Linked DNA regions of Homo sapiens: region 2 is linked to region 1. A link is a loop called in an ENCODE intact Hi-C map of the cell type or tissue named here. Cell type or tissue: dorsolateral prefrontal cortex. All regions are shown on one strand. Each heading gives the region's core, and the rest is flanking DNA. Links, peaks and the distances in the headings are about the cores only. Region 1 overlaps KCNIP3 (potassium voltage-gated channel interacting protein 3). Region 2 has its middle 9.6 kb from the start of PROM2.

What was found. A loop is a pair of places that touch in the nucleus more often than their neighbours do. Peaks named below come from ENCODE experiments on the same cell type or tissue, not always from the same donor. Only the 100,000 strongest peaks of a DNase experiment are listed, where the experiment ranks them.
Region 2: a loop joins it to region 1, with 10 times the contacts of the local background. A loop is called at or near these places in 8 of 110 quality-filtered maps.

What each region holds. Positions count from the first base shown.
Region 1 is chr2:95,314,144-95,317,050 of GRCh38, reverse strand. All of the region lies in intron 2 of KCNIP3 (potassium voltage-gated channel interacting protein 3), which reads right to left. Among named protein-coding and RNA genes, the nearest start is that of KCNIP3, 18 kb to the right of the region's middle. RefSeq lists an enhancer at 813-1,313. In dorsolateral prefrontal cortex, for the core only: a CTCF peak has its summit at 1,806 (motif pointing right); a DNase peak (open chromatin) is centred at 1,800; H3K4me3 peaks cover 1,040 bases; H3K27ac peaks cover 2,500 bases.
Region 2 is chr2:95,263,413-95,266,319 of GRCh38, reverse strand. It overlaps a transcript of ZNF892 not described here. Among named protein-coding and RNA genes, the nearest start is that of PROM2, 9.6 kb to the left of the region's middle. RefSeq lists a silencer at 1,172-1,356. In dorsolateral prefrontal cortex, for the core only: a CTCF peak has its summit at 1,456; DNase peaks (open chromatin) are centred at 1,509 and 2,229; H3K27ac peaks cover 1,120 bases.

The sequences.
Region 1 (2,907 bases), core at 283-2,782:
TAAAATGCAGAAGGGGAAGTGGGAAGCGGTTCCTCTGCTGAGGAGCAGAAGGGAGAGCCAAATTCATGACTGGAGCTGACCAACCCCCTGCCCTCCACATTTTTGAGCACTTAGCAATAAATAAAGGCGATAACAGCCAGGCAGCTTGCTAAGGTCTTTCTGGGTGCCAGTGAGTGCCTTCAGTCATCAAAACAACCCTGCAAGCCACATGTGGCTGAGAATGCCAGTTCTGTATTCATTCTTCCTGAGTTTCACCAGCAGGGTTCAGATGCTGTTGGAGATGGAAATGCGCCCAGCTGAAAACTCCACCATTCCCCTGCCTTCCTCGCAGTGAGGGCAGCTTATCTCTGGCCAGTGGAATGGAAGCATCTGTCTTCCAGAGACTTCTGTGAGTGCTGCCTTCCTGACATGGGGACCACCACTCTCCGCTTCCACCTGGGTTCTCCTTCCTGTTGCCTGAAATGAGGCTGTGTGGGCTGCAAAGCAACCACATTGCCACAGTGAGGGGAACGGTAGAAGAACCCAAGACATTGACACTGACGTCCCCCAGCTGCCAAACTAGTGCCAGCCACCGCCTCACCCCATGTTTCCCATATAGGAGCCGATGCACCTGTCTTGATCAAGCCACTGTTATTTGGGGTTTCTGTTATATGCAAGTTCAGGCAAGCCAAGGGATCCCTTGCAGAGGGAAAGACGAGCTGCTGCGCCTCGCACCCCTGCCAGTAAAGGAAGGTGCGGTGCCCGGCGGGCCTCCTGTGCACCACAGTTAAATGTGCGGCTCAGAGGCTGTTCCGCAGGTGCAGGCCAAGTACAAGCAGTGCTGCCCCTTGGGCCTAATGACCCAGAACATTCAATGACACACGATGAGTCTAAGGCAAGTTGGAATGCTCTACGGGGCCATGGCAGGCCCCCAGAGGGGAAATCTGTGGTCTCTTGGGTTTTGAGCAATGCCAAAAATCTCTCCTGTTGGCATTCAGCTAACTTCCCACTGCTGGGCTGCTGTGGGGGTGGAGCGCCTGATGGTGAGAGAGACAGAGACAGAGAGACAGAGTAGGTGGCCATGAGCCCCGAAACACCCAACAGCAATCGAGTATCAACCTCTCGCCCAGCCCCACTGGTATCTGCATGTGCACACAGTGCTCTGTCGTCATGCCCAGGTGCTGTGGATGGGGCCCGAGGCAGGGCAGGTCTGGAGGGCGCAGGGAGGCTGTACCTGCGGGGGCTGCGACTCCCACAGTACCTGCTGCATTGCCGCTTTCCCCACAGCCCACCCGCCCCCTACGGTCTCGAAGCCGTCTGAGGAGGAAAAACTTTCGGAGGTGACTTATAGACAGAGCTGCAAGAAATGTTGGCCCCAACTCTAGGTGACACTGAGGCCCACCTAGGGGAAGGACGTGGAGAAGGGACATCTTCCTGGTACATGTGTTGCCCACATTGTCTGAAGAAGAGAGGGCCGAAGGCACAGGTTTACACTGATTCATGGATGGCTGTTAACCATTAGTTCAGGGGTCAGGGAGGTGGAGGGGCAGGATCGGGGGAGTAAGGGCTGGGAGGCCTGGGGAGGAACCACCCGGAGTGTGGGACAGCAAGTGCTTCACAAGTGCCCTCCAAGGGGCGCTGGGGCCGAGGAGGCACTGGACGATCAGGTGGGCCAGTGGTCCCCTCTGTGCACCTCACAGCCTCTGTTCCTGGCTCCTCTGGCATTTGCTTGAGAACGAAACACCGTAGATTCAATAAAAGAACTTCTCCCTGGGCCGATCAGGCTGCAGCTGCAGTTCAGTGCCCAGCCAGCCACCAGGTGGCAGGTCAGCCACTCTGCATCCCTGCCATCACTCTGGGGCTCCCATTATCCTCATGGGAGTGATGGTCACTCTGGGTGTGACCTTCCCTCTGGCCTGCCCTGGTGCTGCCAGCACCTCCCCCATCACGGTGCCTCCACGCCATAGATCCCAAGCAACAGACTCATTTCACCACGGAATAGAGCGGTGTGACCAAAGACCAGGGCTCACAGGCTCCCGTCCCCGTCCTGTGCCCACCCCCAGAGGCAGCTGGCCTCACAGAACAGTGATGAGACCCGCTGAAGACTGGTTCTGGCAGCCGTTGCGGGTTCCAGGGCTGCCCTGTCGGGTGCCAGTGACACTGCTGGATGTGCTGCCTCTCCCCCAGCCAGAAGAACAAGCCCGGAGCCCGGGAAAACACGCAAAGGCCCCTCCCTCATCCAGTGCCTGCTCACCGCACCTCTGCTGCTCCTCACCAATACTCCAGGCTCTGGATTAGAGGCTTTAAATTCCCATGGGAGAATGGGTCCCCAGCAGGAGGCAGCAGGGGTTCTGCTAAACTGGAAGCTGGGACGGCCGCCTGGCCATGCTGGGCCCCTCACACCACTCAGACCAACTGGCATCAAGGGCCATCGGCCAGTGAATGACCCTATTATCGAGGGGAGCAGGGAGGACTCTGCTTCAAATCCAGTGAATTCTCCAGGGAGCCTAGCAACACTGCCAGTTACAGTGATGAAAGTCAGTGGGGGCTTCTAGCAACCCCAATGAGGCAGGACCACCCAGGACTCAGATCCCTCAGGAATGGGGGTTTGGATCACTCCACCAAGGACTCAGCCACATCTTTGTGGCTTTAATCCATCTTTAATCCATCTTTGTGGTGGATTAAAGATGGCCACAGATGTCATACTACAACCCCATGGAAAGGGGTTAATTCTCAGAAATCCTTGAAAATTTGCACTGATCTGACATCTCACTTTGATATCATGTATCTTGATGCTTCATGATGTCAATTGTATCCTGTATCTTCAAATACGCGAAAATTCTGTTTATAGATCTTTACGTATTAGAGACGAGTTAACTCACCTTTTGTTCCGATGCCTTTCTGCTACCCCTCTTTCCCAGGAGCACT
Region 2 (2,907 bases), core at 191-2,690, 51 kb after region 1:
CGACATTGGATCAGTGACATCCACATAAACTCAGAGGACAAGAGCTCCAATGTCTCCAAATGTGGAGGGCTGTGGGCAGAGCCTCTGACACAGGTTATGTTAGGCTGTTTTCGCATTGCCATAAAGGCATACCTGAGACTGAGCAATTTATAAAGAAAAGAGGCTGGGCACGGTGGCTCACGCCTGTAATCCCAGCACTTTGGGAGGACAATCACTTAAGGTCAGGAGTTCGAGACCAGCCTGGCCAACATGGTGAAACCCCGTCTCTACTAAAAATACAAAAATTAGCCAGGCATCGTGTTTCACACCTGTAGTCCCAGCTACTCGGGAGGCTAAGGCAGGAGAATCATTTGAGCCCAGGAAGTTGAGGTTGCAGTGAGCTGAGATCACACCACTGCACTCCAGCCTGGGTGACAGAGTGAGACTTTGCCTCAAAAACAGAAAGAAAGAAAAGAGATGTAACTTGCCCACGGTTCTGTGGGCTGTACACAAAGCTGGGTGCCAGCATTTGCTCAACTTCTGGGGAGGACTCAGAGAGCTTTCACTCCTGGCGGAAGGTAAAGGGGGAGCAGGCAGGTCACATGGCGAGAGTGGGAGCAAGAGAGAGAAGGGGAAGGTGCCAGACACCTTTAAACAACCAGATCTCGCGTGAACTCACAGCAAAAACTCACTCATTACCAAGGGGACGGCACTAAGCCATCCATGAAGGATATGTCCCCATGATCCAGTCCTCCCATCAGGCCCCACCTCCAACATTGGGGATTACATTTCAATATGCGATTTGGAAGGGACATAGATCCAAACCAAACCACAGGGTAAATGGAGTGGTGTCCCCAAAGGCAGATCACAGTGAAATGCCTCCAAATGTAGAGGAGAGTGGAGCCGTGCCTTCCACATGCAGGGGACAAGGGGCAGGCCCATGGAAGCGCACAGTGGAGTGAGGCAGTTCCACCGAAGGCAGAGGACAGGGCAGCTGTGCCTTCCAAATGCACTGGGCAGGGAAGCAGTGACTCCAGATGAAAGTGAGAGAGCAGCAGAGACAGCCAAGTGCAAGGGGCATGGGAGCCCTGCCTCCCAATACAACAGTGTGGGTTGTGAGCCTTCCCACATACAGAGCAAAGAGGGAATGCTGTCTCTTTAAATACATAAGACTGCCAAGCAGTCCCAGGTCAGTGAAGATGACAGGGGAGCATTGACTCCAAAGGGAAGCAGTAGTTGTGGAGCAGTGCCTCAGCCTGCAAAGGGCAGGGAGGCAGTGGCTCTGCAGCAGAAGACAGGGTTTGTGCCTGCAGATGAAGATGATGGTAAAGAAGAGAGCAGCAGAACAGTGTCCCCCAAACACACAAGCAGAGCAGTGCCTTCCACATCCACAGAAGAATGGAAAAAGGGCTTCCCACTGCAGAAAACACTGGAATGTTTCCTTCCAAATGCAGAGAATGTTGGAGCCGTGCCTCCAGCTGGAGTACAGTGAGCAGTAACATCCAAATGCCGAGTACAGCAGAACAGTGCCCCCAAATGCAGAGACGGCAGAGCAGTGCCTTCCTAATATGTCAGACGGTGCATAAGCGACTTCCCAGTGCAGAAGACAGTGCAGCAGCGCTTCCAAATGCAGAACAGTGTGGATCAAGGGCCTCCAAATGCACAGGCCACATGATCTTCCCTCAGACTGTTATAACCAGCCAAATTACCATTTCAGTGGCATAAAGATGGCAATATTAGACCTAAAGAACCTAAAACATTAATATATCCTGCATTCTTTTTTGTAGAACTTCCTAGAGGATGTATTCCTCAAAAATGGTGGCACAAGCCAAGAATAAGAAAGATACAGGAATCAGGAAACAGTGAATCAATGCCAAAAGAGAGGCAGAGACACCTCAGGATGACAACCACCTGTTTACGTAACTTGGAGACCACCCAGACCAGATTAGAGTGGGAGAGGAGCAGTGTGTGTGTGTGTGTGTGTGTGTGTGGATGGAAGGGAAAGAGGGATACCTGGGGATAGGGATTCTAGAATAAAGGAAAACTCTGTAGAAGGTGCCTGATGGAGTATTGGAAATAAAGATATGTGTCTAGTAAATTATGCAAGTTACCAAACAGGGAAATTTTATAACATGGACTAAGAAAAGAGATGCAATCATAGTACACCTGCAAGAGTTAGGCCAACACTGGAGGTGGAATTCATTCATATTATAGCAATTGTGGCCGGGTGCGGTGGCTCACACCTGTAACACACCCTAGCACTTTGGGAGGCCGAGGCGGGCAGATCACCTGAGGTCAGGTGTTGGAGACCAACCTGACCAATGTGGGGAAATCCCACCTCTAGTAAAAATACAAAAATTAGCTGGGTGTGGTGGTGCATGCCTGTATTCCCAGCTACTCAGGAGGTTGAGGCACAATAATCGCTTGAACCTGGGAGGCAGAGGTTGCGGTGAGCCAAGATGGCACCACTACACCCCAGCCTGGGCAACAGAGCGAGACTTTCTCAAAAAAAAAAAAAAAAAAAAAAAAAAAACCAAAGAAACAAAAAATAAAAACAAACATATTAAAGCAATTGTAGTGTGATGAAAAAGGATGAAGGAGCTACATTTGATTCTCTCATAATAGAAAGTTAATACGCAATGTCTGTGTTCACAAATCTAGATACAGCAACATTTTTTAGAGATATGGAGGTAATATCAGAAAAAATAATTAAGAGAAGAAAGTTGGATTGCAGGCAGCAAGGGCAGGGCAGGGTTTTGCTGATTTTGCAGTATAGTTCTTTTTGTACTGTTTTATTTTTTACCAAATGTATGTGTTATTTTGCCAAAAATTTAATATTTTATGTGAAAGTGATCAGGTTTCTGTATTCATTTTCTATTATTTCTGAAAGAAATCCCCACAAGCTTAGTGGCTTCAAGCCATGCAAAT